Linked DNA regions of Mus musculus: regions 2, 3, 4 and 5 are each linked to region 1. A link is a loop called in an ENCODE intact Hi-C map of the cell type or tissue named here. Cell type or tissue: gastrocnemius. All regions are shown on one strand. Links, peaks and the distances in the headings refer to the core of each region. The heading gives the core; the rest is flanking DNA.

Evidence for each region. Hi-C counts contacts between places; a loop is a spot of excess contacts. Peaks named below come from ENCODE experiments on the same cell type or tissue, not always from the same donor. Only the 100,000 strongest peaks of a DNase experiment are listed, where the experiment ranks them.
Region 2: it touches region 1 in a loop (2.7-fold over the local background); 9 of 42 quality-filtered maps call a loop at or near these places.
Region 3: it touches region 1 in a loop (2.3-fold over the local background); 10 of 42 quality-filtered maps call a loop at or near these places.
Region 4: a loop joins it to region 1, with 2.4 times the contacts of the local background. A loop is called at or near these places in 7 of 42 quality-filtered maps.
Region 5: a loop joins it to region 1, with 2.3 times the contacts of the local background. A loop is called at or near these places in 12 of 42 quality-filtered maps.

What each region holds. Positions count from the first base shown.
Region 1 is chr12:69,571,918-69,578,200 of GRCm38, reverse strand. It overlaps Vcpkmt (valosin containing protein lysine (K) methyltransferase), which reads left to right. Exons shown (of 6, transcript NM_001033236.3): 6 at 261-1,466. The coding sequence ends at 275. Among named protein-coding and RNA genes, the nearest start is that of Vcpkmt, 8.0 kb to the left of the region's middle. In gastrocnemius, for the core only: a CTCF peak has its summit at 3,488 (motif pointing right); a DNase peak (open chromatin) is centred at 3,492; H3K4me3 peaks cover 802 bases; H3K27ac peaks cover 1,310 bases.
Region 2 is chr12:69,492,345-69,498,627 of GRCm38, reverse strand. It overlaps Gm31512 (a long non-coding RNA gene), which reads right to left and starts at 1,396. Exons shown (of 3, transcript XR_381638.4): 1 at 785-1,396. In gastrocnemius, for the core only: no CTCF peak of the experiment used is centred there; DNase peaks (open chromatin) are centred at 1,279, 2,042 and 3,762; H3K4me3 peaks cover 867 bases; H3K27ac peaks cover 1,990 bases.
Region 3 is chr12:69,458,912-69,465,194 of GRCm38, reverse strand. Gm40434 (a long non-coding RNA gene) reads right to left here and starts at 3,399. Exons shown (of 2, transcript XR_872790.2): 1 at 3,140-3,399; 2 at 2,349-2,698. It overlaps 5830428M24Rik (RIKEN cDNA 5830428M24 gene), which reads left to right. Exons shown (of 5, transcript NR_038060.1): 5 at 1-408. In gastrocnemius, for the core only: no CTCF peak of the experiment used is centred there; DNase peaks (open chromatin) are centred at 2,622 and 3,122; H3K4me3 peaks cover 1,370 bases; H3K27ac peaks cover 3,124 bases.
Region 4 is chr12:69,187,229-69,193,511 of GRCm38, reverse strand. Dnaaf2 (dynein, axonemal assembly factor 2) reads left to right here. Exons shown (of 3, transcript NM_027269.4): 2 at 561-704; 3 at 3,118-4,425. The coding sequence ends at 3,624. Among named protein-coding and RNA genes, the nearest start is that of Mgat2, 6.2 kb to the right of the region's middle. In gastrocnemius, for the core only: a CTCF peak has its summit at 2,811 (motif pointing left); a DNase peak (open chromatin) is centred at 2,518.
Region 5 is chr12:69,451,921-69,458,203 of GRCm38, reverse strand. No RefSeq gene overlaps it. Among named protein-coding and RNA genes, the nearest start is that of Gm40434, 6.7 kb to the left of the region's middle. In gastrocnemius, for the core only: no CTCF peak of the experiment used is centred there; DNase peaks (open chromatin) are centred at 1,757, 1,893, 2,479, 2,781 and 1 more place; H3K27ac peaks cover 1,374 bases.

The sequences.
Region 1 (6,283 bases), core at 868-5,867:
GGTTTTTTTCTTAATTAATGATCTTCAGTATCTTATGTCACTAGAGAAATATTTGCCCATTTTTAGATTGTGCTGTCTTAGACATTCTGAGTCCTTTACCAACACAAAGGCTTTTAGTTTTGATAATATTCATAATCTGCTTTCTTCTTGATTGCTTTAGATGTCAGCTAAGAACTGTCTCTAAACATTGCACATGGCTCTCTTGAAGTGCGCTACTTGGTGTTATAACATTAATGTTCAAACTCCCCCGTTCCTCATAGAAACCGCCATCATGAAGCGCTTCTCCATCTTAGCCACGCCCCGCAACATCCTGGGTAAGGTCAAGATGTGAACGGAGCATGTGCATACCGCATGGAAGACTGCCTCACAGATTTCTCCAGCATGTCCTTAGAGATCTGGTACATGGATGACAACTACTTTGGACTGCCCACAATGTGAAATGTCTGCCTGCCCACCCGCCCGCCCACCTGTGGGCTGAAATCTAACGTAGGTTTACTTAGTTCGGCATCAAGTTCTGCTTAAAAGAAACGTTGACAATCACTCAAATAAAAATTAATTTTGAGAGACCCTCAAGTCTGAAGCAGCATGGTTGGCTCAGTACATTTCTAAGAAGCTCAAAATCAGTTGATCCAATTTCTAATGGCATCTATTACTGTACAGGAATGTTCTGAGGACTGGTGTCATGGTGGCGCACGCCTTTAATACCAGCACAGGGGAGACAGAAGCAGGTGGCCCTCTTGAGTTCCAGACCAGCCTGCTCTACGGGGCAAGCTGGTTCCAAGCATAATAGGACTGTCTCGAAGGAAGGAAGGAAGGAAGGAAGGAAGGAAGGAAGGAAGGAAGGAAGGAGGGAGGGAGAAAGGAGCAAAAACCCAAAACCATAGAGAAGTTGATGCAATCCAGCTTCCAGTGCTAGTGTCTCTCATTATATAATACTAAGGTGAAGTTCAGAGGCAGTCTCACTTTTACATAGTTGTGTAGTGGTTTCTCTTTTTCCTTTGTGTTATGTTTAATACTTAACATGTTCTTTGAAAGGAAACTGAAAATACTATTTTGTACCTTTACTGGGCAGAGTTGTGTTTCCCTCCATCACAGGTAGGTGAGTGAACTGGGGAACTGGGGACTAGTGAACTGGGGAGTCTGGGGCGCTGTAGCTCTAGGTCACTAAGAAGATAAGTCAGGGGACGGGGGACCAAGCGCTGTCTCAGGGAGGTGTGAGGAGAGAAAGCCAGTTGCAGGCTTCTGCTTCATACTTAAATGGAGTTCTGTGTACATTTATCAAATGGTTTTTACTGTGTTGTCTCCAACTTTTTTGTTGTTCCAATAATCACCTGCTCACATAGTCTACTGTGTCAGTCTTGAGCACCACCACCAGATCCAAAAAGTAGTAACCAGATGTATTCTGGAGTTTACAGTCGGTGCTAGATGGCACGTTGTATGTGCTGAAATAAACACCGTTTTTGAAACCTTGTGACTCTGCTTCCAAGACGTCTCTGATGAGATGAACATTTATAACAAACAACTGCTTTCCAGAAAGCAAGAGCGACTCCATTTAGAGACTTGAAGACAAGAGTCAGTTTGGAGCGATTCTTTCTTGGGAGCTTTCTTCAGCCTTTAAAGCTTGCTTGCTGTTAGATTTTCAGAATACTGTGTCCGTGCATGGCACCTCGTGGAGCAGTTTGCCCCAGGCAGACAGGCTGAGTGTGTGCAGCTTTGCGTGCAGTAGCTCGTACACAGCTCGCTCCATAACATGGGGCTGGAGTGAACACTGACCTTAGACCCCTCAGATTCTCACACCCTTCCCACGATCCCAGACTTCCTTTCATATGAAGTCCAGCTGGCTTAACCCACAGAGCAGCTTAGTACCAGTTTCCTGGGGACCACACCCTGCTTGCCTCCCCTCCTCCCTGCTAGCTAGACCCACTCCTGAACCTGTCCTTCCACAATCACTGCCTCTGGGAACCTGACCTTGGGGAGGGACGGAATTTGTAACAGAATGAAGCGGGAAATTAAAACTCCCAGTTGTGGAGTGAGGCCAGCACTGAGCTCTACTGCAGGACTTAATTAACTAAAGGGCACCCTCAGTGCCAACTGCTTCCCACACAGGAGCCTGGGAGAAGCCCTGCTTTGGAGGAGTTCAGTGTTGGGCACATGTAGGCCTTTTGGTGAGCAAAGCCCTGTAGTTGAGACCCCCCTGGAAGAAGGGCCTAAGGAGTAACTCATCCGCTGAAGGGGAAGCCAGTATCTCTGCTTAGGCTTGTGTTGCTCAGGGAGAGGCTTGGCTGGTTTAGACCAGGGCTTGGGGCAGGACGGCTGCTGTTAGCCCTGAAGCAGAGGGTAGATGGACCTGCCAACCTGGGAATCGATCTGTGAGCTGGGGGCTGGAAGGCTCAGCATCGATGTGTACGTCCAAGGGGAGCTGCACAGCACACACCTGGAAGGTGGAGGCAGGATCATGGGTTCAAGGCCATTCTGGGACACATAGGAACACATGGCCATATCTCAAAAACAAATAGGTGCAAGAGATGAGTGAGGTCATGCCTCTAGCTGGGCATCAACCAGTATACCAACTGCCCAGCTTCAAGTAATTACCAGTGTGTCAGGGAAATGCTAGAGATGAGTTGGGGTCCTCTTGAGCAAGCAGGGTTTGTTGCTGTGGGCTGCGGGGCCTAGCACCACTTACCAGGGAGTAGGTGGACGTCACCTGGAAAGAGATTGCAGCCCCAAACTGGTTTGTGTTTGTTTTGGCTTTAAGTTTGGGGATTTTTGTTTCGTTTTGGTGTTTGGAGACAGTTTCTCTGTGTAGCCCTAGCTGTCCTAGAACCTGTAACTTCCTAGCTTTGTAGGGACTGTTTCTTCAACCAGACTGTGTGGTCACTTGGAAAATTGGAAGCTAGCAGAAGCCAAGCACTATGCTAAGGTCAAGCTTCATTCTAGCCGGAGTAAACAGGAGGTGTGGTGGTGGTACTGAAGGACTCCAAATAGCTTTAATGTTTCCTAAATTGAGAATCACCACCATAAAGAAACCCGTGTCTACTACCTCCCAGCAGGGAGGGCGAGAGAAGGGAAGAGAAGTGCTCTGGTTAGAGTGGCCTGTCCTGCCCAGAATGAGGGGCTGAACCTCAAAACCTGTGGAACAACTCTAGGAACCAGAATCGCTGTTAACTGAAGGCTGGGGGAGGGATTCTACAATTCAGAGGCAAATTGCAGGCCTCCTCACCAGTGACTTGAGCCTCTTCCACCTTCTCCCTCTGGTTGCCTAACTCTTCTCCCATTTCTAACAGTCTGTGGATTATAGTTGGTGACACCGGGTTGGTTTTGATTCCACATTATTATTTAAGTGCAGGACAGAATGGCGGTGCGTCTTCTTGTGCTTCTTTTCGCCCCCTCCTCACGCTTTCTGGCTAAATGTGATGAGCAAGGGTTTGCCTTTTTTTTTTTTTAACCCAGTGTGGGACATAGAAGTAGGACTGTAGTTCCAAAGGTGCCCTGTAGGTGGCATTACACATCTTTGTCTTTAAACAGCGTCTAGTAAGGTGGCTGTGAAAAGACTCGGTTTTGAATTGCAGCCAGCCCTCAGATTTTAAAAATTTTTAATTAAATTTGATTTTCAGAACTAGTCTACCCATTAGGAGGGTCCTTGCTGGAGAAAACACGGCAGAAGCTGAGTGAGACGGCTTTCCCAGGAAGTTGTCTTTGGTGTAGCTTTCTGTTTCATTCTGTTCAACCTATGTGGCTCACGAAGCTGCATATGTTGTGATTTGTAAATGGCCTTTCTGCTGTAGATTCCCGTCTGTGCAAGGAAGAGGCCTTTACGAGTCTAACTTTGTTCTAATTAGTGCAGTTCTAAAAATAAAGTTCAAGGTGAACTTCAGCTTTATATCTGACATGCGGCTTCTACGGACTTAAAACTTCTAATCAGCTTTAACTAGTTCTCCAAATGGGCATGCCTTCTTCCACAGAAGATCAGATTTCACATCAGAAGACTGAAGCTGTCTGTCAGTGGCCCTCCCACAATCACGTACTCCTAGGGTGAACCACATCCCACGGGAAAGTAATAGGACAGCTGAGTTTCCCTTTTCCCAGTTCTGAGTGGGAACACGGTAAAGGCTCAGGCAGGTAAAGGCAGGTGAAGTTGTTAAAACCTTAAGACCCACGTGACACAGAACACAGACCACCCAGCCACTGAGGCCCTGTCACTCATTACAAGATGAAGTCTGTGACTAGTATGTACAATATGCTAGGACAAGTCCTCTGTATGGTAATGGTTTCTCCCTGTGCCTTTGGAATAAAGTGTGTCGGGACAGAAACCCAAGGACTGCACCATCCAGAGTTGATTCCACAGCCTGTCTTTTACTGTCTGTGTGATCTTGTTCCTTAAACGCTGTGCCTTGTCCTCATGTAAATAGAGGATGGTTTTATCATGGGCCGCAGAGGTTCCCATGGGAGTTTAAGTTGTTTGCTCTACGCAGTGCACCGGAGTACCTGGCAAACAGTAAACATCACTACAGCAAAAGTGGAAATACGGGTGGGGACCTGGGAAACCTGCACAATGCCAGTTGCTTTTATCTGCTGCGTTGTGTAATCCAGGTATCCCTTTGAGCGTATAGAATTCATGCCAACGTCCCTCCCCTATCATGGAGGAATGGCAGCTGAGGCAGGAAAAAGTTGAGAACACTGGTTCACAGTGCTGTTAGTTAAATGAGTCAGCCATTTTAGAAAGGTGACGGGAAGCCATTACTGTTCACTTACAAACATAGCATGTGACGTGTGAACATTTTGTTTTGTTTTTCAGTACTGGGCTTTGAACGTCCAGCCTTTTGTGCACTGAGCAAGTAAGTGCCTACCACTGAGCTATGTCCCTCAAGTGTGCTTGTGTGTGTATGTGAGTATGCACGTATGCGTGTGTGCCACTAATAACTAAACCTTGTGCACATTAGGCAATTACTATACAGCTAAGTTACATCTTAGTCGCTGGCCTTTTGAAATACAGTTTCAGGGGCTGGAGAGATGGCTCAGCGGTTAAGAGCACCGACTGCTCTTCCAGAGGTCCTGAGTTCAATTCCCAGCAACCACATGGTGGCTCACAACCATCTGTAATGGGATCTGGTGCCCTCTTCTGGTGTGTCTAAAAACAGTGTACTCACATACATAAAACAGTAAATCTTTTTTTTTTTTTTTTTAAATCCCTGTGCAGCCCAGGCTGACCTCAAACTCACAGGAACCCATCCTGTCTCTGCCTTCTGAGTGCTGGGATTAAAGGCGTGAGCCTCCCACTCTGCCTGTTTTTTGAAGGATTTTAAACCCATTGATGAAAATACTATAAACATTAAACAGCTCTTGATTTTTGACATCTTTACTGATACGTTACTTTAATGTATGATAGGTTCATGTTTTTAATATTCGTAAGGTTGAAAACGCCGACGTTTCCTCCTTACAGAACAGGATTAGACATCTTGAGGTCAAGCCAGACTATACGGAGAGCCCACAGACTTTCTCAGGCTCCGACAAGCCACCAATTGCAGTCTGTCACACTCCTCACAGCTGCTCTGTAGTAAGAATTACCTTGAGTTCAGCTTTTTAATCATCTGATAATCGGGCTTTTGCAGGACGGGCTTCAGTCTGTGTGCTGGCTCATCACTGCCTTGGCAGTCATTTCCAGACTTGTGTGTATTATACCAGCGACCCCATGTAGCAACCTTCAGCCTTCCACCTTGTTCCTCAAAAGAATGCCTTCCAAAAACCTGTTCCTTACACATGTGCAAAATAGCCGGCTGTTGACATGCTCTGACTGGATAAGAAACTTTACCCAAATTGTCTTAGTCACCATATCCATTGCATAGTGTTGAAACACTATGCCCATATGCTACTTTGTTTCCATATCATAGTCTACCATCAAAGGCAGTGAGAGCAGGAACTAAAGCAGGCAGGAACCTGTGGCAGGAGTGATGCAGAAAGTCACAGAGGGGTGCTGCTTCCTGGCTTGCTCCTCCTAACTTGTTCAGCCAACTTTCTTATCACCAGCCCTAGGATGGCACTACCCACAGTAAGCGTGGGCCCCCTACATCAATCACTAAGAAAATGCCCCACAGGCTTGCTTAAAGCCATACCATATGGAGGCAATTTCTCAGCTGAGGCTCCTTCTGTGACTAGCTCAAGTCAAGTTGAGATAAAAGGGCCAGCACTCCCAAGTTCAAAAGAATCCCCTCGGAGCACAGAGTTCACATAGAATGCTAGTTTCTAAAACTGAAAACAAGAAAAGCACGTTTAACACTCCTCAATA
Region 2 (6,283 bases), core at 751-5,750, 79 kb after region 1:
CACCCTACAGTACAATGGCCAACTATTGTGGGACTGCCTCCCATACCCACACCCAGTGACCTCCTATCAGTCCCTTAAAATTGGCAATCTACAGGACTAGAAAGATGGCTCAGCAGTTTAGAGCACTGGCTACTCTTGCAGAAGACCCAGGTTCAAATCCCAGAATGGATGTGATGGCTAACAACCATCTCTAACTTCAGATCTAGAGGCTCTGACACGGTCTTCTGGCCTCTGTGGGCGCTAGGCACACTTGTGGTACACAGACATAGGTGCAGGCCAACATAAGCTAAAAGTAAAATATATGTTTTTGTTTTGTTTTGTTTTGTTTTAATTTGGAAACTTAGGGGCCCTTAGAGATAGATGGCTTAGTGATTAAGAACATTTGCTGCTCTTACAGAGAACTGGGGTTCAAGTCTCATAATCTATATGGCAGTTTATAACTGTCTGTAACCCCAGTTATAGGGAATTTGGCACTGTCCTCTGGTCTCTGTGGGTTCCATTTATAGTGCACATACATATATTCATACACAGAAAATAAAATTTAAATTAATATTTGTTTAAAATTGTCATTGTAGCAGTGTTTGCACTATGGATATTGGTAAGTGCTACAAATTAGGAAGATCTTCTGGTTTGGGTTTTCTAGTACCGCTAACTGTAATTTGGTTTCATTGTCAAGATCAAGCATGCATAACTGTTCTTTGTGAACTCTAAATATTAGCTATTTTGATGGACTGCTATAAACCAGCCCCTAAGCAGTTCTATTCCTGAATTTTGGGGTACTCACTTTCTCTGTTGTCCTTTGGCTTGTTTGGGGACTTACTTGGTGACATAGAAGACCACAGGAATTCTGAGTACAGGCACAGAGGGCCCTAGAGCAGTCTCCCCCACTGATCTGATGCCCTGAGAAGCCATGTTCAGTCTGCCATCCTGTGGATGAGAAGCCTGTAAAGGACAAGGAAGGAAAATGAGGTAGAGCGGTCCCTGGATGTCCCACATGCCTCCGATGTGCAGAAACCCACACCAGACAGAGAAAAGCCTCCTGGCCCCACTGTGGAGGAGTTATGAGCAAACGGTTATTGTGGGAAGACGCTAGGTTTAGGTGTGGTTTCTACACGATGATGGCTGACTATTACAGTTATTATCAGACCCCGCCAAGCTTCTTCTTGGCCAAGTTAAACTCCCTGGTCTCTGGCTGGCATCCTGATCCTCCACTGGAGGGGCTCCAGTGGCCAGTTCTGAGATGAGCCGGTACTGTTCCCCGGGGCATGCCCTGTGTGGAGGCTGTGGCTGGCAGCCCAGGAGTCTGGATTCTGGCTGAACACTGCAGGCAGAGAGAAAGCCGGACTCTTGGCACTCACAGCTTTCTGTGATCTCATCCAAAGCCTCTTCAGTCAGCTCAACACCCCCCCTTCCCCCCCGGCTGTGAAACTAAGCCCTCCCATTCTAGCATCATTTTCAGGAATCTAAGTGTGCGTGTTGTAGCTATGACCATTATCTCCCCACTTTCGGCTTATTAAATCGGTCTTTCAAAATCAGGATTCAAATTTGTTTTAAAGTTTTCCAGCTGTAGCATTTCTGCAATGGCTTGGGTGTTTCCCCAAGTCCATGTGCTAGAAATTTAATTCCCAATGCAACGACTTGGGATGATGGGCTCTTCAGAGATGGTCTCATGGGCTTTTCCTCTTTTAATGGCTTCGCGTCATTAGAATGGGAGTGGGCTTGCTATCACAAGATTTGTTTTCTTTCATGTGTGTATCTCTCTGTGTGCTTGTTTGTGTTTTTTTTTAAGTGTATATGGGTATTTAGCTTGCATATATGTTTATGTACCATGTGCGGTTGTAGGTTTGGATCCCCTGGAACTGGAATTCCAGAGGGCTGTGAGCCACTGTGTGGGTGTTGGGAATTAAAGCCACACCCTCTGGAAGAACAGCTGGCCATCTTAACTCCCGAGCCATCTCTCCAGCCCCTTGTCCATGTTTGGGGGGGGGGGGGAGATGCAGATGTGTATGCAGGCAGAAGTCGAAAGATAACTTCTGTGTATTCCTCACTGCCTTGCACACCAGATGAGACAGGGTCTCTTTGCTGCTGTGTACACCAGGCCAGTTGGACCACAGCCCTCTGGACATTCCCCAGTCTCTGCTTCCCGTGTCCCTTTAGAGGCACACTGGGGTTACAGCTTGCTGCACTCTGCCCCGCCTGTACATGGGTTCTGGGGATTGCAGCTCAGGTTGTGAGGTTCGTGTAGCAAGAGCTCTTATACACATAGCCACCTCCCCAGCCCAAGAGTGGGTTTCTTATCAAAGCAGATTTAAACATTCCCTCCTTCCATTCCTTCCTGCCACGTGATAGCTTCTGCCATCTTATGGCCCATTAAGAAGACCTTCACCAGTAGCTAGCACCACAATCTTAGACTTTTCGGCCTCTAAAATCATCAAATAAGTCTCTGTCCACTGGAAAGTACCCAGTCTGTGGTGTTCTATTGCAACAGTAGAGAAGAGACCATTTATTCCTATGCACACACACACATCCTCTCTCATTCAGAGTCAGGCACAGCCAAACATGCACATACGCACGTGCATAGGACAGAAGGCAGAAACCCATGTCAGTTTTCACGGCCTCTCTGGCATCTGCCTAATAGTCACGTCACAGCCCTGTGATCACCCTCCTGTCTTCCTTCCCAGCCTTATCTCCCAGGAAATCCATCTGTAGTAGAAACCACAGTCCTCATGTCTTAACCAAGTAGGAGTTTTTCTTGTCAGACACAGAGCTGCCAGCAGCTTGAGAAGTCAGTGCCCTTCGTTCTTTAGGGAACTCCACTCAGGTAAAGGCAGGTCCTTGACTGCACTGCAGAAAAGAGTTTCAGGAAAAGCTAGAAGGAAGCAGAGCTTGAATTTATTTCTAAAATGAAAGATGGTTGAGAGAAAAAACAAGCCGTGTGAGCACAGATACTGCCTTCTCACGGGGCCATTGCACTTGAGTGACTTTGAAGTAGCCATGTTTGCCATCTTAGTGGCTCTCAAATTCAATCTCAAAGGGTTGCTAAGAATCGTCCTCCCTTTAATAAGTAGGAGTGTAGGATGGCTTCAGAGCTGACTTGGGGGGAGGGGATTACAATCTGGTAAAATAAGACTAGGAGCAGCCAGAGTTGCATGGGGTGGCAGGGGTGACATGTTCTTTACTATAAATGGAGATTTTGAAGAGATTCCTAGAAACTTCCAGTTGAGTAGCTGGGAAAGGCAAAGGTCACATAATCTCAGGCCTTCAGTGTAATCGGTTGCTATTTGTTTATTCTTGCTTGAAGTATCTCTGCATAAAGGAACACTGCTTCTCCATGAACCTCGAATGTTGTTCATTGTGTTGGGATTCTTAGCTGGTGAGAGGCTTCAGTCAGGCTCTGGGGTGAGGGATCCTCTTTCCTTCTCCCGCTCCCATTATCTGTGATGGCTTTGTCTCCTGCCTCATTCTGTCCTTCCATTACGCTGCCCTTCATATCGGCTTCATGACTTCCAGTGGTGGCTCCACCACCAGGTGTGTTATATTCGTGACCCACACAGGAGGGAACATCGGGAAAGGAAAGGGACACACACTACACACTACAGGGACACACACTACACACTACTGACTGTTTCCCTTCACTCAGAAAACAATGGCTTTCATAAGGACCTGATCAGGAGACGTCGGATCACACTCACTGGCCAGAAATAGGTCGCATGGAGAAGACAGCAGCCGTTAGGGAATCTGGGGAGTAAATATTTGTAACTGGGCATGCTGCCACTTTGGGAGGGTGGGAAGCAACTGAAGTTCTGTTAATCAGAGGGAAATGGCAGCTGAATAATGAGTGGAGCCAGTGCGTTTGCTACAGCCTCCCACACATACTACACATTGTTATCGTTATACTCCCAGACACATGCCACGTTAATTGAAAGAGTTAGAGAAAATGAGATGTCATAGACTGAGAAGAAAAAGACACACGCTCCACTCCTTGTTGTATAAAAACCCTCTTCTATGTGACTGATAGTCTGTGAAGAACCTATCTCTCTACCTCTTGGATCTTCCTTCCCTAAGTTAGTGGCTTGTTTTGGCCACTAACGCAGCAGCTGCTGCTCTGTGCCTAACTCATACCCTACGAGGCCCTTCAGCTCCCAGTCTTTCCCTCTTAGTATTTAGTGCTATATATGAAGGATCCCGGATTAGCCTCTCCATCCACCAACAAACACTTACATTACTCCAGGTTTTGCTTTTTATCTATTTGTTTCATGCATATGTTTGTTCATGTGGAGGTCAGAGGATAACTTTTAGAAGTCGGTTCTCTCCTTCTACCATGTAGGTTCCAGGTATTAAACTCAGGCTATCAGCTATGGCAGCAAGCGCCGTTACTTGCTGAGCCATCTGGTAGACCCCTGGTTAGCCTTCTTGAAGATGAGAGGCTGAGAAGGCCAAGCAGCAATCAGAACCAAGCAACAGATGCCAAGGGAGGCAAAGTTTGGTTCTCCAGTGTCATCCCTACCTCTGTTGACTGCAGCAGCCAGGAAATGAAATGGCTATTGTACTAAGAGCCTACGTTTAGGGGTAGATAATTAAACAAGCAGTTCGGAGGAGCTCCAGTGAGATGTCCACTGTGCATGGATCCGGTTTGCAGGCCTTGTTCCTAGAATCCCTATAGGGAGGTCTAACAAAGTTCCTTGCTCCATATAAGCAGTGTGCCTTGTCAATTCTAATTTTATCTGAATGTATTTGTTATAATTATTAATAATGCATGCAATGCATGATGGGAGACATATGTATGTGTAGTATGCATTGGGGATCAAACAACAACGTTGAAGAGTCAGTTCTCTCCCCCTTTATGTGGGTTTGGGGATGGAACTCAGGCTGTTAGGTGTACAGCAAGCACCTTTTCCCTCTGAGCCATCTTCATCAGCCTCAGATCTTATTGTAGTTTTTGAGGCAGGGCTCAAAATTTATAATCCTCCTACTTCAGGCTCCCGAGGGGTAGGTAGAATTCCAAGTATGCACACTCAGCTTTTATTATATGTTTAGTTTGCTGGTTTCATTTGTTTAGGTTTTTTTTTATTACATTCATTTGTGTACATTTGTGTGTGCACATGCACACTGCATGTGTGCATGTATGCAAAGACACACTTGTGTAGGTAAGAGGACAACCTTTGTGAACTGAGTCTCTCCTTTCTCTATGTGGGTCCCAGAGATGGAGCACTAGATCTTGTCTGCATGTGGCTTTACCCACATCTTATGGGCCCGGTTTGCGAGGGTTTCTTTGTTTTGTGGCTGGTGTTTTAGATAGAGTCTCACTCCTCAGCTCAGGTGAGTCTGGAAATTGCTATGCTGCTTCGTCCAGCCTTCAACTCATCCTTGAGGATGCTGGGCCTCTGGGAACACATCCAGCTAAGATTTTAATTTTCCTTTTTAATCATTGAAGAGAGCTAGGTATGGTAGCATACTCCTATAATGCTAGCACTCAGGGGACAGAGGCCGGAGGATTGCTATAGGTCTGAGGACAGCCTGGTCTACATAGTGACTTCTCTCTAAGCCAGTCATGGCTTCAAACTAAGACAATCTTAAAAAAAAAAAAGATTAATGGGCATAGCACTGAATAACTTTGAACTGCATCTCTCTAAGTTTCAACACCAGAGTTTTGCCAGTTTGGGTCTCTTTCTGTTTCTTTTCCTTTGCATTTCATCTTATTTACTGTCATCAATTTGTCAGAAGCAACCAGATCCCTTCAGTCCCTGTTCCCACCAGCCACTCACCTGCTTAGCACACCTCCTCTTCCATCCCCTCCCCCACCCCTCCCTTTGCAGCTCCCCTCAGTAGAGAGCAGTTCTTCAGTTTTACCCCGAATAACCAAAGCAAACCTAGGGAGACTCAAGGTCTGAGTACCTATCAGAAGAATAGACCTAATGCTGTCACAAGTGAGGGCCAAGGGCCCTGAATGGCACACACACTAAGAGAGTTCGTGCTTACACGGCTGACATTTTCTAGAGCTTTCCGTGCGTGTATCCTGATGCATAACTGGCTCATTACTTAGCTCATCAAATCCTAACAAACAAGAAACTGGCCTTAGCCCCTCTCGTTACGGTCTCTGCCTTATCCATCTTCCACCTTTTCTTCTATGTCGCTCTTGCTGGCCGCCAACTCTTGACATCCTCCTGCCTCAGCCTTCCCCTCACTTAATAGATAACAATGAGAACAGGAAAAGAGACCCTGATACAGAATATTACCCCTGTATGCCCTCCAGACTCAGACGACTTTGAGGGGGCAGCAAGCC
Region 3 (6,283 bases), core at 819-5,818, 110 kb after region 1:
GTTTGTGGGCGCCACAGACAGCCTCACAATCAGGATGAGTGGTAACGGGACAGTCAAACACAATGAAGGGAATCATTGTCTCACGAGAGTCAGAACATCTGTTCCTCCCACCGCACCTGGGCGAAGGCCAAATAATCAAAAGAAGGAAACAGGATCTGCCAACAACGCACTTTACCTTGAGTCTTTGTGTAGAGAATACCTTCTCCAAGTAGGCGCCTTTCATTGGCTCAGATTTTCCCATCTCAGTTGTCATTATAACTGAAAGCTATTGTAGCTCATAATTTCACATTGTCCTTTCAAATAGAAGCATCGCCAAGCAGATGTGAACAATTATCTTCAATTGTGATTTTTTTTCCATTAAATTTCTAAAGGAATACCTAACCTGGGTGTTCAAACATTGGTTAATCCAAACCTTTGCGATTTCATATTGTGGGTTCATCCAGTGGGATTTGATATTGGGTTTTTTAAGTCGTGCTAATTGAACCAGTTATCTACTTTATTAGAGGTGCCCATATATTTTTTTAAAGCAAAACATTATCATACTGTGCTTGGGGGAGGGGGTAAAGGGACTCGAGCCAGCCCAGCATGGCAAACACGGCTCTAGTGGGCTTTGTCCTTCAGCATTGCTAAACCGTTAGATTATATTCTTAAACTGGCCACCAAGGTCTATCCCCTTATCCGGCCACTTCCTCCTCCTGAGCTAACTACAAATGTCCAACTATCAAAGTATTCAAGTCCAGCAACCAAAGCCCCCCCTTGGCTCACCTAATTAACATGCCCAATTAAAATTAAACATCTCACCTTACATGGGTTTTTCCCTTGTACCTGTATAAACTGCCATTCACCTACTGACCACATCGGTCTCCTCTCTATCCAGACACAGTCCTTTGTCCCACTACGAGACAAATATCTCCCCCCCCACCCCTGTTCCCTTCCCCTTCTCTATCATCCTCTATCTCCTGTCTTTGTCTCTTATTCTCTGCCCTTTGTCCCTCTGAGGCAAATAAATCTCCTTTGGGCTGAGAACTTGGTCTTGGGGGTCCTGAGCCAATACAGTTCCCTTGGTGGTGGTAGGGATCACAGATCCTTGTCTTGGTTTTAATAACCAAAGAATAAATAATGAGAAGGTTGACATTGTTACAGTATGAGGGGCAGGTAAAGAAACTCCAGAGGAAGGGGACAGCCTGGGCTTTCTAATTTTCAACAATGAACAATCATATTTCAGTTCCAAACACATTGTCTGGATTAAACAGAACTCCATTCCAGGGGGAAAGCAGGCTGTATAAGCTAGGGGCGCTTCTTGCTGATAATGCGCTATGTATTCAGACATCATCACTGTTGGTACAATTAGAGCCTTGCAGAAAAGGAACACTGGCCCCAGGACCAGAATGCAGGGGCATTGGGGGAACTGAGTCCTTTTGGAGCCTGAGCGAATTAGGAAGCACAGATGCCCAAACATACAGGACTTGGCGCACGCCTTTAATCCCAGCACTCGGGAGGCAGAGGCAGGCGGATCTCTGAGTTCGAGGCCAGCCTGGTCTATAAAGTGAGTTCCAGGACAGCCAGGGCTACACAGAGAAACCCTGTCTCTAAAATCAAAAAAAAAAAAAAAAAAAAAAAAAAAAAAGGACTTAACCTCACAAAGGTCATTTGAAGGAGAACGGTTCCCTCTTCTGCCTTGGTACCAGGAGAGAAGATCAGCCAGGTTTCTCTGGCTTTCTCTGGCTTTCTCTGCAGCTGGGGCTTCTCCCTGTGGCTGTAGTCATCCCAGTGGAGATGGGGAATAGGTGACCCTAACAGCAAAGAAAGCCTGGATAGGATAGACAGCTAAGGCTAGGAGCCTGTCAACACATCTCTAAGGAGACTGTTCACCGCCCTTAGAAACACTGCCCGTGCCTTAAGAGGCCCCTTTCCCTTTGCCTCAGCCTGAGTATCTCTCTCCTTTATGCTGTAGGATTTTGCTCAGGGACTCCTGAGCCACAAAACTAGAGGAACTCTAGGTGTCATTTTTACATAGTGTGGTCCTCGGTAACCAGCTGTGTGATATTGTACAAGTCACTCAACCTCTCTGTTTCAATTGTTGCATTTACCTCCCGAGAAGGGGCGCGAGGGCCCTGTCAAATCTTATTTGGAAAAATCCTAGCGAATGAACAGCACCTAGCATGTGGGTGGCCAGCACTCCTTGAAGATTGTCTATGGGGACAAATGAAGGATTTCTCCTACTGTGCTGTCTCCTAGATTTCCATCTCAGGAAAACACACGCCTCTGCAAACACAGGACAAAGATGAGAAAATGTCCTGGAATCCCTTTATTCTGTTCAAAACCCTTAAGACATCAGGAGATGGGACTGCCTGTGTGCAGAGTCTTTTAATTACACAACCTCTGAGCTGACTTGGTTAAGTTTTAATCGAATGGTGGACTCCCGATGAGCACCCGGGCTTCAGAAACACGTGAACAAAATGTAAGGTATGGTCTCTTGGTTCTAGTTCCTTTCCAGTGACCGACTGTTGCTCAGTGAGGCGGCGCAAGGCTTTTGTTTGTTTTCTTGGTTACAGCAGAGAATAATGCAAGAGCCTCCAGATTGTCTCACATGGAAGTGATAGATGGATGCCAAATTCTCTCTGCAGAGGCCTCACGTTGGCTGCTCTCGGCTGTTCAGAATGTAATTTCATGCACATTGCAAACGGCCCATTAGTCACTGGCAAGGAAAATTAAATTTTCAAAGTTGCTCTCTCTAACAAGCCTTCACCACCACCACCACCACCACCACCACCCCTCCGTCTCACACACAAAAACCTTGCTGACAACACAACTCCTCATTAACGCAGAAGAGAAGCAAACACTCCTTGCTCCTAGCCGGCTCTCCTACCCATTACTCCCATGATGCTTTGGGATTCAGATTTGAATCAACCAAGTTCCCGATTCAAAACTTTCCCTCCCTTCCAGGAGAGGAGCATTTGTATTTCAAAATCGTGGAGCCGAGTGTCTGAAAGTTATTTGCCAACTTCCGTGCCTCTGGGAAAGGCATGCTCAGTCTCGACCCCACCCCTCCCCTTCCACGTTGGCACGGGATCGCTTCCCGAGCTCTCCGCGCTGTTGAAAAGAAAACAAAGGCGTTTGCTGGAGAAATGAACCATACTATGTAGGCGGAGTCAGGTTCCCCCATAGCGTCCTCACTTCTCCATCTCCTCCCTAGAACCAGCAGTCCACTGAGTAGGGTCTCACGGTGCTGGGCGTGGCCTGTGCCTGAACAGGAAGCCCTTTACATGGGGAGCCAACTCTAGTCAAAGGTGTTGCGGATGGTAAAAGATTTAATATTTGCCAGCAACCAGCAGGTTTTTTGAGGGGGAGGGAGGGGGCAAAAGTGGTTACCGTGGGAACGTTGTGAGCCTCAAGTGACTGTCATGAGGTGAAAAAATACTCTTAAAATAAATACCAGAAAAGGCATATTTATAAATCTCTTCCCAAACACCTATCTTTTCACAGGGGGAGTGTGTTTTTAAAGCTATAGATATTAAAAGGGGGAGGGGCTGACGTTCATGACAGAATTTGTCTTGATTACAAAGGCCAAGCCAAGTAAGATAGTAAGTACAGACCTATAATCCCAGCTCAGGTGGCTGAGGCAGCACGGCAGTATGTCACTACCTGCCCTGGCTACATGGGGAGACAGGGAGACCTCATCCCAAAAACATCAAAAATAGATAATCGAACACACACACACACACACACACAGCCCGCATAAATTGCCTCTGCCACTTCCTAAGGTTTGAACCTGTGGTCTTGCCTACACTAGCCAATATTCTCCCATTGTGAGCTGTACAGTTAGATTTTAGTCAGCTATAGCTTTGAAATTGTACACCACACTTAAATGGATTCAAGTAACTTATTCAAAACCAATAAAACGCTACTTGTTTGGGACCCAAAGCACACATTTTATGTCTGAGTTGTGCATTACTTCTAGACTTCTAGACAAATCAATAAACCATAATTTTATTTTATCTTATCATTTTATTTTATCATTTTATTTTATCATTTTATTTTATTTTGATCACGCAGATGGAAAACCCTTGGGCACAGAACTGGCCTTGCTCCAAGGATGCTCCATTTTCATTTGCCTCCTGGAAAACAGAACTACAACTGTATGCAGCAGCCACTGGCCCAGATGCAATCAGTTTCAGGGCCTCTCTTTCAGTTTAAGACAGACCATGAGATAGTTCTGACCAAAAATACACAGAAGTCCCCGAAAAGAGGGATCCTGGAGACAATTCTGTACACTCTCACAATTCTGTATTACTGGTAACCAAAGACACTGACCTGTCATGTGACTGTCTTTCCAAGGATGTGTGGGTGGTACACAGCCTTGGAAGATAAACTTACCACGTCTCCAAAGCAAGAGGAGGTCTTGCTTGGAACCTTGGAAAACAGATAACATTTTCCTCCAGAGCAAAGGGCAGACCTGTCTGCAGTCTGGGTAAGATGTGGGGTCCATTAGCTCAGGGTTCATTGCCTTTGAAGTAGCCACTGCTTAGGCAAGTACTCTTAAAGGCCCGTCTGCTGCACTCCTGGGGTGGTCATGGCTAGATGGACTGCTACCAACATGCTGGTGTGTGTGTGTGTGTGTGTGTGTGTGTGTGTGTGTGTGTATCTCTGTGTGTCTGTCTCTCTCTGTGTGGTGTATATGTGTATAAATATGCATATATGTGTATGTGTGAATCTGTTATATGTGTTATATATGTGTGTGATGAATGTGTGGGTGCATATGTGTATGGGGGCATATAAATATGTGCTTTATGTATGTATATACACACATATATATACATATATGAGTGTGTGTTTAATGTGTGTTGTAGATGTGTGTATATGAAGTATGTAACATGTTTGTATAGTATATATATATGTGTGTGTATATTTGTGTGACATATGTTTAAGTGTGGTATATGTGTATGTGTGTGGTGTATAGTTGTGAGTGGGGGTGTATGTGCCTTTTTGTATGTGTTGTGAATGTTGTACATGTGTGTGATGCATGTATTGTGGTGTATGTATGTGTTTGTGTGCGGTGTATGTGTTTGTTTCTGTGTGTTGTGTATGTTGTATATGTATGTGGTGTTTGTGTGTGATGTATGTGTGTGTTTCTGTGTGTTGTGTATGTTGTATATGTGTGTGTTTGTGTGTATTGTGTATGTTGTATATGTGTATATGATATGTGTGTGGTGTATGTGTGTGTTTGTGTGTATTGTGTATGTTGTATATGTGTATATCATATATGTGTGTGTTTGTGTGTATTGTGTGTGTTGTATATGTGTATATCATATATGTGTGTGGTATATGTGTGTGTTTGTGTGTACTGTGTATGTTGTATATGTGTATATCATATATGTGTGTGTGGTGTATGTGTGTGTTTGTGTGTATTGTGTGTGTTGTATATGTGTATATCATATATGTGTGTGTGGTGTATGTGTGTATGGCACACATGTATGAGCATTAGGTGTCCTGCTTTATCACTCTCTACCCCATTCCCGTGAGGCAGGTTATTGTCATTGAACTTGGGCTCCCATTTTTTTCTACCTGGTAACCCACAAGTTCCAGTGATCCTTTTGCCTCAGTCCTCCTTATACCGGAGTCGTGACTGCACAACCCAGCTCTCATGTAAGTGCTGGGACCTGTACTCTGTCCTCAGGCCTACGCAGCAAGCACTTGTAAGCCCTGAGCTGTCACTCCAGTGTGTGTGGTATGTGCGTACACACACAGACACACACATACACACACACACGCCCAGAGTGATCAAGTTCAGAGGGGTATAAAACAATGTTCCCAAGGGATTAGGGGTGAGAAAAAATAAATTATTGCTTGTTGGTACAGTTTCTGCGTAGATTTTTTTTTATGTTCAAGAAATCTTAATAGTCACACAACACCAAAGATGTGTTTAATGCCAATGATTTGCACACTTAAGAATGATTAAAATTGCCAGGCATGGTGGTACACAACTTTATTCCCAGCTCTCAGGAGGCAAGCAGATATCTGTGTGGGTTTGAAGCCAGTTTGGCCTACATACCAAGTTCTAGGCCAGCCAGAGCCTCAGATCCTGTGTAAGAACAGCAACAAAATAATGGTTCAGTGATATTGTTCCTCAGAACAAAGATTGACCTCTGGCATTCTCAAACACACAACCCACAGAAATATGCACATGCGCCTGCACGCTCATGCACGCGCACACACGCACACACATGTACGTACACACACACACACACACACACACACACACACACACACACACACAGAGTTA
Region 4 (6,283 bases), core at 885-5,884, 380 kb after region 1:
AAAAAAAAGAATTTTAGCAGGTCTATTTGAACAGATCTAGTTCTGTATATTTCTTAGCTGGTTCATTAGGAATTAATAGAAGACTGAACTATAGCCTTTGCAGTGAATATTCCTAAGACAGAACAAGAGGCACCAGCACTTAGGGGTGGAGGCAGAAGGATCACCAGCAGGTACCCAGAGGCTCCCCTGGGCTACCTCTGACACTATATATATTTGGGAGAAATGAAAGAAGAATGCTGTTTGTAAGCTCATCCTCGTAGGAAAAGCACAGCTCTACTTTAGTAAACTCAGGAAAAGCACCAAGACGTTTTCCTTCCTCTTTGGTGTTTTGAGACAGGGTTTCTCTGTATAGCCCTGGCTGTCCTGGAACTCACTCTGTAGACCAGGCTGGCCTCAAATTCAGAAATCCACCTGACTCTGCCTCCCGAGTGTTGGGATTAAAGGTGTGCACCACCAAGCCTGGCTTTCCTTTCTCTTTTTAGGTAGATCTCATGAATACATGTTTTTCATATTAGTTATATTCTGGGCAATACTAGATTTTTTTTTCTTCTTTACTTTAGGAAAGATTGTTTATCAATGAAGAAAATGTTAATGGGTTTCTTGAAGAGGTCCTTTGCTCCCCATTGAAGCAGGCAAGGTCTCTGGCCCCACCGCTGATTGAGGTTCTTCAGGCCACTGATGAGCAGGTTCAGATCCATGCAGAGGTAAGAGCTTAGAGGGCAGTCAAAAATAGTGACTGACGGCAATACCAGTGACTGTTGGCCAAATGACTGCAGTTCTTCAATTTTTGACATCAGAATTTGAAATAACATGTACATAATGGGTGGGCAGAGTGTGGTGGTAAGACTTCTGTCTGCATGTCTACTATATAATAAAACATTTTTATTTTCATGTTACAAATCATTTTACTGTGAGTAAACACCAGAGAGATTTAAAAAGTCAGATGAATTTAATAGTTACTAAACAGCAATTGAACTTGCAAATGAATCTTAGAGTCAGAATTTTACAGTTAGACAATTTTAGCAGTTTGTCTTGCTGTGGTTTGAAATCCAGAATCTTATAGTCTGTGTAACATTTATAAGAGCACCACACACAGCAAAAGCATTTAAGACTCACACAAGGCAAAAAGATATTCATCATGGCCTCACTGCTAAGAATATACCAAAGAACAATTTAGTTAGCTATAATCCAAGAAAGAAATATATGAGAGCAACTTCTGTATATGTACCGTGTCACACATGTGGGCATACAGACAGTAAAAACATTTATCTTATATGAGTGTTTTGCTACACGTCTGTCTGTGTACCACACTTGTGCCTGGTGCCCACTGGAGGCCAGAAGAGAGCATCGAATCCCTTGGAAGTGCAATTACACAGGCTTGAACACCATGTGGATTGAGAATTGAGCCCATGCCTCCTGGAAGAGTAGCCATTGAGCTGTTCTCTGTCCCCTAAATAAAATATTTTTAAATCTGATTTTTAGAAGGATAGATGTTTTTAATCCCACAATATTCCTCCAGTTATGCATATATATTTAGAAAGTTTGCAGAAATAAGCAAGTCTCTTGGCTTTCCAACCATAGAAATGACATCATAGAATTTACTCATTGTTTTTAGCTGAACCCTTAAGTTAGGTTATGCTCATGGCCAACACTGGACAAAACCCACCTAGGAACTAGCATTCCACACTGAGGAAGGAAAGTGGAGAAACTCAGCAATGCCCTTTTAGTAACTAAAGGTGTTTATAGGCACTTTTCAAAAGCTTTGTCCTTCATTATGAAAGAGATGAAGAATAATTGAAATGAATTTTCTTTTTATTTTTTAAATTTTAACCAGCCTTAGTGGTGCAGACCTTTAGTCCTAGAACTCAGGAGGCAGAGGCAGGCCAGCCTGATCTACACACGGAGTTCCAGGACAGCCAGGGACGTGTAGAGAAACCTTGTCTCAAGAGAGAGACAGGCAGCTCTCCTGCTCTCTCCCTGCTTCCCTTCCCCCTTTCCCCGTGGTTATGGCCGGCCTCCACTTCTCTTTCTCTCTCTCTCTTTTTTTTTTTTTTGTTGTTTTTATTTTTCGAGACAGGTTTCTCTGTGTAGCCCTGGCTGTCCTGGAACTCACTTTGTAGACCAGGCTGGCCTCGAACTCAGAAATCTGCCTGCCTCTGCCTCCCAAGTGCTGGGATTAAAGGCATGCATCACCACGCCCGGCTTTTTTGTTTCTTTTTCTTTTTTTTTTATACTCTCTACTTCTCTCTGCCTTTCTCTGTCTCTACTACCCTCTTAACTCCCCTCCCCATGCCCTGAATAAACTCTATTCTATACTATAAAAAAGAGAAAGACAGATAAACAAAGAGAGACAGAGAGAGAGAGAGAGAGAGAGAGAGAGAGAGAGAGAGAAAGAGGAGAAAGAAAGAAATGTGCATCTAAAGATTTTTATTTTATGTGTATAGGAGAGTTTTGTCAGCATGTATATATACACACTTGCTCTAACAAGTATGCTGCAGGCGGGGCAATCTGCCATATGGATGCTGGTAACTGAACCTGGTCTTCCCAGCAGGTGTTCTGCTAAACCATTTCTCCAGTCGTACCTGAAAAAATTTAATTAGCAAATCAAAGCCGCCAGTCATTGTGGCTTAATTTCAGGCAGATCTAGTTCCAAGCCAGACCCTGTCAAAATATAAGGGCTGAAGAGATGGCTCAGAAGTTAAGAGCACTGACTGCTTTTCTAAAGGTCCTTCCTAAGTTTAATTCCTAGCAACCACTATGTGTATAACCACTATAGTATACCATTATAACCATCTATACTGAGATCTGGTGCCCTCTTCTGGCCTGCAGGCATACATGCAGGCAGAACACTATACATAATAAATCTTTAAAAAAAAATTTTTTTAAAGAAAATTGAATTTAGTTTGAGGTTGAGATGGCTCAGTAGATACAGATGCTTGCTGCAACCATGGAAAGAGAAAACTACCTCCAGAAAACTCTCACCTCTAAACACCCCTAACCACCACACACACACACACACACACACACACACACATATGTAAACGCTATGATTCCATTTGCTTTTCAATTGATTCAATTCTGTTGCTTCAAACAATTACTAATTTGCTATTTATACAGTTGCAGGAATGTAGTGATCCTGCTGGGCTTCAAGGAAAGGGAAAAGGAGTCAGAGAAGGCTGTCCTCTGAGTGAAGCAGAAGCCGCTGACCAGTCCGCCACCTCTCCAGCTGCTTCTGATTCAGCTGCAGCAGTCGAAGCACTAAAAATAAACACGCATGGTTCAGCTGTGGACCTGCAACACGGCTGTCCTGAGGTTCCTCACGTACTGTCTGGAAAACCGCTGCAACCAGAGGCAAAAATGGATCCTGAGTTTATAAGAGAAAGTAGTACTACCTACTCGACTGAGGAAAAGGAAAATATAAGAGAGCCAGTAATAAGCAAGGGGGAAAAAATAAATGGAGATCACCCATCTTCATTACTGAACAAAACTGTGGTTCAAAACATACCTGACTTTGACACTATAAAAGAGACGAATATGCAGGATGGTAGTGTGCAGATTATTAGAGACCACACGACTCATTGTGCATTCAGTTTTCAGAATCCCTTGCTATATGATTTAGACTGATGTATATGATTTTGAAATTTAAAAATTGAGTAAAAAAAATTGGGACCTAAGACAGGTTGTTTGTGTTTTTAAATTGATGTAAAACCAAACATTTACAGTTAATTTTGGTGAGGAAGCTGGCAGCAATCCCAATGCCTAGCTAGCACTGGGAACCTGATGGTCAGTCAGTTTAGGTCAGGCTCAGCTACAAAATTAGGGGCCAGCCTAGGCTACGTGAGACCATGCCTTTTTAAAAACAAAAACCCCTGGAGATACTTTTCTTGAATAGTTTCCTTAATAAGAGAAAATATTTATGATTTTTTTCAAAGTATTCTTTTTTTGTTTTTGGTTTTTTTTGAGACAGGGTTTTTCTGTGTAGCCTTGGCTGTCCTGAACCTCACTTTGTAGACCAGGCTGGTCTCGAACTCAGAAATCTGCCTGCCTCTGCCTCCCCAGTGCTGAGATTAAAGGCCAAAGTATCTTAAAAAACATTTATTTGGGGTCAAGGAGATGTGGAGATGTGGGTCATCACATGCATATGGAAGGCAGAAGACTGTGTCTCTGGGATTAAGCCCAGGTCATCGGCCTTGGTGGGAAGCCATCTGTCTGGTCCCGTAGTTTGTGAGACCTGGGTTGGTTCTGTATTCCCTATGTAGCCTGGCCTACCCTCAAAGTCTTCCTGCCTGAGTTTCTGAGGCTGGGACTAAGGCATGCATCAGCATGCTGGGTTAAAGATACTTAGTTGGACTACAAGTAGATCCTGGGTTTGTGTTCAATTTGATTTTTATATTAAAGTTTCAAAATAAAAATTCATTGAGTTAACGTTTGTTACCTACATTCTCAAGAATGCAGTTAACTGGAATATGATGGAGGAATACAATCCTAAAATTTGTTCACATTTTTAAGAAGGGAAAGAACTCTCCTAACAGATAATGATCTAAACCAGTAGAAATGAAACTTAGCTACTTTTGCACCAGTTTTCATAAAAGTCTGTCACATATATAATTTAAGATAATTTGGGGTGTAGTTGGATAGCTCAGCAAATAGAGGGTACCTGCTGGCAGGCCTGACGACCTGAGTTCAATCCCTGTACTTGCATGTTGGAAAGAGAGAATCTACTTCTGCAAGTGTTTTCTGACCCCTACACCTATATGGTGGCACACAAACTTGTGCACACACACAACACATACACAGATTAACAAGTTGGGTGTGGTGGTGCATACCTTTAATCCAAATCCTCTGCAGTAGCAGGTGGGCCTGTAAATTGAAGGCCAGATCTACACAGTTCCAGGACAGCTAGGGCTACAAAGAGAACCTGTCTCTGGGGAAAAAGAGAGCACTCATCCTTTTGGGGACTGGAGACAGTGGCTGAGCAGTTCAGAGCCCTTGCTCTTGAGAGGACCCAGGTTCGATCCCTACCACCCACATTATAGCTCATAACCACCTAATTTCGAGGGTCAGAGGATTTGATGCCCTCCTCTAGCTTATGTGGGCACCAGGTGCCCAAGTGAGCATACATACGTGCAGGCAAAACATCAATATGCATACAGATAAATTTAAATGTTTTAAGATTATTCAAAACCAACTCTAATTTCTTGGAAGTTAAAGTATTAACATCTTTTGGTAGCTGGGCGTGGTGGTGCAAGCCTTTAATCCCAGCACTCTGGAGGCAGAGACAGGCGGATTTCTGAGTTCGAGGCCAGCCTGGTTTACAGAGTGAGTTCCAGGACAGCCAGGGCTATACAGAGAAACCCTGTCTTGAAAAACCAAAAAAAAAAAAAAAAAAAAAAAACTTTTGGTTTTAAAGAATGTTTAAAATTTCTAAAGAGGTTAGAGAGATGGCTCACTAGTTAATAGTAGCTGCTCTTTGAGAGGATCCTGGTTCAATTTCCAGCACCCACCTAGCAGCTCACAACTATGTGTTAACTCCAGTCCCAGAGGAGTCAACGCCCTCTGACCTCCACAGGTGGTACACAGATACACATGCAGACAAAATACCCACACACAATAAATTTAGCAGAGGAATTAAAAAAACAAAAACCTGGCCATTTTTGTTCTGACAGAAAAATTGCCTTTTCTATCAAAACCAACTATTTTTAAAATCAATTTGTAACTTCTAAAATGAGGCAAAGAGGAGATCCAAACAGATTTGTGGGTTTTTTTTCTCACAAAGTATTTTAGACCAGAATGGAAAAAAAAAAACATAAAAAATATAAGTGGAAGAAATGTCTGTGGGTGTCACTAGGCCCAAGGCCATGAGCTGATCTAGTTCTGTTTCAGGTAAGACCACTAATGACTAGCCTTTGAACACTCCTGGAAACCTCTTTCTTCTGTCCTTTGAACTGGTGATATCAGGTTAAGATACTATACAGGGGTGTAAATCCTGGAGAAGGTGTTTACATCTCTCCCCATGCAACGTTGAACATTATGCACTTGGGGTACAACCCTTGCATTGCATGCAAAGGGCTCTGTAATCCCAGCTGAAGGCACAAGTGGGAGGGTTATAAACACAAGGCCAGCCAGAGCTATGCACACAAACCAATCTTTAAACAAGCAAAGAGTAAGACAGCTCAGTGGTAAAGGTACCTGCCACCAAAGTGCCTGGAGTTCTGTCCCTGAGACTCACAGGGTAGAGAGCCAACGTCCTCTGACCTTCAGCATTCACTACCAACACACGTGC
Region 5 (6,283 bases), core at 488-5,487, 120 kb after region 1:
TTTCCCTCCTAGGAGATCCCCCATCTGTCACCAGGTGCTCATCCTTGCTACTGGGAGACTCACCACTGAGCTTTCTCTCCCCTGGGAGTGTACAGCCTGGGTCTGGAGCAGGGATCCCAGTTCCTGGATGACCAGCACTGTAGAAGCTCCCCCCAGATAATTCTGAATTGTAACCTCAGGCTCCGTTTTTGAGCATCACTGAGACCGGGGGAAAGGAGTAGGATACCTCATGGTCTACTTCAGAAACCACAAAGCATTGAGGGACCCTAGGAAAAGGAGACTGGGGTGGTCTGAGAGATGAAGGGAAAGTGCCCTGGACCAGTGGGGAAGCACAACAGGTTCTGTGGGTGGTGGGGCCATTCCTCACAGAATGTGAGGGTAAGACTTTGGGTCCTGCTCCTCCCACCAACAGCCTTGAAATGCAGACGACACTTGCCTCTGTGAGGCAAAGATATACAGTGATCTACCTAGTAACAGAGGTCTTGGACAAGGCCTTGCTTGACCCACCAGTCTTCCCGTCATGACGATATTATCTGCTCTAGGGCTGAGTTAACATGTAGAAACCTGGGATTTCTGGGACAGGGAATCTTGCAAGAATTACTGAATGGTCCTTGTGGAGAGTGAATAGTATGGTTTTCCTTTAAAGTGGCTGACTTTGACCGTGGGCAATACGGGTACCTTGTACATTTGATCCAGGGTGTCTGAGCATCACTGCATGGATGGGATGAACAAACTAATAAATGATAGCTACTCTTCTCTCTCTCATCCTTCTCTTCTCCAACTTCCTCTATCTTATTATCTCCCCCCCTTCACTCACACACACACACACACACACACACACACACACACGTATGCAGGAACACACTTGTTCATGCAAGCCTGGAAATTCCTTCAAAAATGACATCTTCTCAGGGAATGGGATTATAATGCAGTTTCTTGAAAATGTTGCTCCTGGGCCTTACACTCACTCCTCCTCCAGTATATTCATCTAGTAACTCCTGGCCTAGACTCAAGCAAATTAGCAGGGGTGGAGTGGAGCGACCATCAGAGAATCATGAGCCAGCATTGAAGGGGTAGCTGGAGGGGTCATGATAGCTAGAAAACATGGCAGAAGAGCTCAGAAACTCAAGAGGACAGAAGAGAACCCCAAGGCAGTGTCTCAGTGGCCACAGTGGTCACCAGCTGAGCCTTCCAGCCAAGCTGGCTCACTGGGAAGGCCATGGCAGAGGGACTGGCTGTGGAGTCTATGGGATCTGCCTCACAGTTGCATGAAAGCCCTGGAAGAAAGGAATGGAGGGTGCAGATTGCCTCTCTGCTGTGCCTGCTTACCTTGGCATGTGTCTCACACCAGAAGGCTGCCTTTTATGCTGGTGAGTTCCAAGCTGGTGAGTGAACGAGCCTGGAATCCGCTCTGAGATCTCAGTTTGGAGTGAATCATTGAAGCGGTTTCTATATGAAAACCTTCTTTCCTTGCCTAGTGTATGAGATGACTGTAACACTCTTGAAAACAGGGCTGTTTTTCAGCAAGCTGAGACCCTCTAACATCCCCACCATCCGTTTTCCTACTGTGATAGAAATTGACTGTCGGTGAGAAATACTTTGAGATGTGTCTGAAAAGCATTAGCTTTTCCTACATTGCCTCCATTCCAACGTACAGCAGACACCTCCCCTCTCCCACTCACCCTCACCCCCACCTCACCTCTCCACCACACCCACTCTCCCTCACCCCTGCCACCCACTCCATCTCACCCTCGCCTGCCTCCCATGAGTCTCTGTCCACTTTAGACTGTGATCATCACCTTGAAATCCAATTGGAAACTAAAGAGGCCTGCGGGGGAGAGTTTGGGGTCAAGTCCTAGCTGTACAAGTGTGAGACCGTGAGTTCACATCCCGGGGTTCGTCGGTGTACAACGTAGGTGTCATGCTGCTTGCCTGTAACTCCAGGGCAAGGAGGTGATGGCAGGTGAACCTCGGGGGCGCCCTGGCTTGCCAATCTAGCAGAAACAGTAGGATCCTGGTATGGCAGGAGACTGACTCAAAACGTAACGCTGATAAACAGTTAAAGAAGACGTCCCATGTCAACCTCCACCTTCCACACACCTAACTGGCTGGTAATGCTCTCTCTCTCTCTCTCTCTCTCTCTCTCTGTGTGTGTGTGTGTGTGTGTGTGTGTGTGTGTGTCTGTCTGTCTCTCTCTGTCTGCCTGCCTCTCTCTATTACATACAAACACACACACACACACACACACACACACACACACACACCATTCAAAAGAACTTTTCTTTGTCTGGTTCAAAGAGATAAAGGCAAAGGAAGAATGCCTAGGGTATCACCAAGGATAAACAGAGCCTGACAATGTCTTGCGTTTATTTTAACTACAAAGAAATGGGAATGGGGAACTGAGATCAGAGCCAGGCGGCCTGGAGTCCTACTCAGATCTACTTCCCTCAAAGTCACAGACAACCAAAACCTCTCGGAACAGCTTGTGTGTGTTGCTGTTACTGCCAACAAACCCACCCAAAGGAAATCATGTCATTTATTAATAATGCTATATTCCTTCTTCAAAAGAAGAGGCCCGGGAGAGAGAAACGCCAGTGTGATGCCAGCTACTTGAAGATGTGAAATTTCCAAAGAGCCCAGTGTTAGGATGTTCAGCTCTGAAGCCCTAGAACAGGGCTATCAGGATAAATACAGAAAAGGCAGTGGGCTCCGAAATGCCTGGTACCAACCAGGGCGTAGACACTCACACTGAGGACACGGAAGCCACAGTGCCCAAAGAGACTTCAGGATGCAACTCTCTTCACATTTCTCCCAGAAGACTTTTAATGGCCTCTGATCTGGGAGGCCAAGCCGTGTCTCAGAAAAGGCTCTGCACCTTCATCAAGTCTGTCTCTGAGGGAAAGGGCCTAGGGGTTACAGGGCTGCTTGGGCTCTGAGGAAGAACCTTGGTTGGCTCTGTTAGAGCTGAGGAGGCTCCCTTCAATGCTTCTGAAGAGAAGGGAGAGCCAGCCCACAGGCAGGTGAACCTAGCCAGGATGGAATTCGAGGGCCTGGAGAGCCAATCTGTGCTGCCTTCCACCAGAGGAGGCAGAAGGGGATTTCAGAAGGTGGGGATGGGGTGGGGTGGGGTAGGAGTGGGGCATTCTCTTAGTTCAGGGCTTCTGTAACCATGGTCTTTTCCACTGAAGCCAACCAACTTGTAATTCAATTATCCCATTTATACTCTTCTATGTCTGCCACGTGGCTGGTTACCTCTCCTCAGTTTCACACATCTGATACTCTGAGTCTGGCGCTCTCTCTCTCTCTCTCTCTTTCTCTCTCTCTCTCTCTCTCTCTGCCAGATGTCACACCTTATAATCCTGCCTCACCTTATTGTCCATCAGATTTTATCGGCAAGTAATGCTTCCACATAGAAGAGAGTATCCCCACAGGCCTCAGTGACAGTCTCTGCAAGACCGAGAACAACTGATATTTCCCTCCTCAGCCCCACCAGGCCTTGACTCACTTTCCTCCTTTCATACTTCCTCTCTTAGTGGTCCTCAGCTGCTTCTGCTGACACCAACACTACAGCCTTCAACACTTCTTTCCTGGAGTCCAGACTCTTGCACCCTTCCCATGTGTGGTGGTTTGAATGAAAATGTTCCCCCATAGTCTCATAGGGAGTGTCAGTATCAGGAAGTATGTCTTTGAAGTCTTCTTGGAGGAAGCATGTCACTGTGGGTGGGCTTTGAGGTTTCAAATGCTCAAGCCAAGCCCAGTGTCTCTCTCTTCCTGTTGTCTGCTGATCAGGATGTAGAACTGTCAGCTACCCTCTCTCCAGCATCATGTTTGTCTGCATACAACCATGCTTCTCACCATGATGATAATAATGGAGTAAATCCATGAACTGTAAGCCAACCCCAGATAAATGTTATCCTTCACAAGAGTTGCTATGGTCATGGTGACTCTTCACAGCAATAGAAACTCTAACTAAGACACCACAGCCATATCCTTCCAGACATCTCATTGCTTTTTCAAACCCCAAGCTGCCTGCTGACTAAATTCTACTTTCTTCCTAAACACACCCATGATGCTCTTATCTACTGAGCTGTGGGGCTAGGGGGATCTCACACCCATCCCATCACCTAGAAACCTTGTCCACACTGCCCAGCTTGTAATTCACTAAGCCCTCTCAGCTTATCTCCCAGACCACTAACCATTATAACGTATCTGACCTTCCTTTGGTCTCTCTTGCTGGGTAAATCTTAGTACAGGGTAGGCAATACCATGAGGAGACCCCTGAGATCATTCCCCTCAGACCCTCAAAAGTGTTCCCGGCCTCTTTGAGAGTGTTACCAATCTTCCACCAGTATCCTCAACCCCTTCAGATGTGTTCTTTCCCCGCCAGGAGTATCCTCAGCCCTTCTGGAGTGTTCTTAGCCTCTTGAGAGTGTTCTCAGCTCCTCACAAATATCCTCATCCCTCCCAGGAATGTTCTCAGCCTTTCAAGGATGTTCTCAGCTTCCTTAGTAGTTTTCTCAACCGACTCCCCCATCCCACCCCTGCCCCGGGCGTGTTTTCAGCCCCTGGGGGGAGGTGGAGGTATTCTCAGCCCTTGAGACAGTTTCAGCTCCTTAGGCTATCTGCTGTGTACTGCCCACCTCTAGAAGACGACAGCTGATTATTTCTTGGGTGGGAGGGGTGCACTCTGTGGTGAGAGTTGGGAGAGTTAGGAGATGAGAATCTGGAGTTGATGCTGCATCCCCCTTCTCTCTTGCTCATCCTTTCTGCAGGTGTTAGAGGATTCTTTGGCTGGTCTCTCGGTTTAGTCAGGATTCAGTGATTCACCGAGGTCGCCGCAGCCTTAGCTCTGACCCTGTCTCCAACTAGCACCCGGCTCAGTTCCCCTCATCTCTGTGGACTCCCGGAGAAGACTCTGAGGCTCAGTTCAGGCATCTCCATGACACGTGTACAGCTTTGTGCTTAATCCATCTCACATGGAGATGAAAGGCGGTCCAAAGCCCGGTCCTTACCCAGCCACTCTGCTCTGAGCTCCTTATGATGAGTCAGGGGTCTGAAAGGAACTCTCCTCTCCAATTTCAGCCATGAAGCAGAAACTCAGGGTATGACGCACAGATAGATCAACCTCCCAGAGAAACAGACTGGTCATCCTTCATCTTTGCCCTTCCTGGCCGCTGCACAGGTAGTCTAAGAAGTCCACTGCTAACCCACCTCTCTCCCACCAGAAGTAGAAGATACTTTCTGCATTAACCAGGCAGGCCTTGAGATGTGCTTTGAGCAACAAAATGCTTTTAAGATGGAGCTTACAATGAAACAATGCTCTGGTACTTCTGGGTCCACACATTTAGTGCACTGGCAATACCTTCGACTCTCACCTGGAAGCCTGCACGTGGAAAGAAGTCCAACCATATGGAGGTCACCATGCTACGCAGAAACCCAAGCTAAAGGGAGAGAGGGAGGCCTAGGCAGTCGAATGGAGGCACCAGATAGCCAAGTAAAGAAGTCTTTTTTATTTTGTTTTGTTTTGTTGTTTTGTTTGTGAGTGTTGAGACCCCAACTGACACTCTATAAGCAGAACCATCCAGCTGCATCCAACTCAAACTGTAGAATTCTGGGAAGTGATATTAACTGGAGTTAAGCCACTTGGTTTTGACGGCGGCTAATTCTGTAGCGATGGCTGAATGAGCCGTCTCTGCAGCCGCCTTCACATGCCTGCCTGCCTTCTGCTCCATGTCCCCACCATGCCGGCTTGTAGGCCCCGGCTCCTCCATGCTACCTCTCTCCACTCCTCTTGTCCAGCTAGAATCTCCTTTCTCAGCTTTCCTTTCTGTCCACCCAACTTCATCTCCACTTCTGCTTTGCCTCTTGTCGCTCCCACAGCTTCCCACGACAACCTCAAGGATGCTGTGAACGTTTCTTCATGCAGCTGTCTCCCCAACACCAAACTGGGATGTGCTCTCTGGGTGTATTCTGCATCTTCTGCAACACCAAGACTCACTTCTGGTGGAAGTGTGAGCAAGACCCTCAACTTCCAGCCCAGGTTCTCAGAATCAGTTGGGGGTCACATTTGGTTGTCTAACAGAACCCTGCCCCTACTGGATTAATTAGCTAGCTGCTCAATCGTTTCTGTTTTGGGTTTTGTTTTGTTTTTTCCTGCCCCACTATCCTTCACATGTGTCTTTCTTCTTTGTGGTTACCTCAAGGCTACAACATGGTGTCTTTGTCGCTAGCCTCACACGCATGTCCCAGATAGGAAGAAGCCACAAATGCCAGGTTTCATATC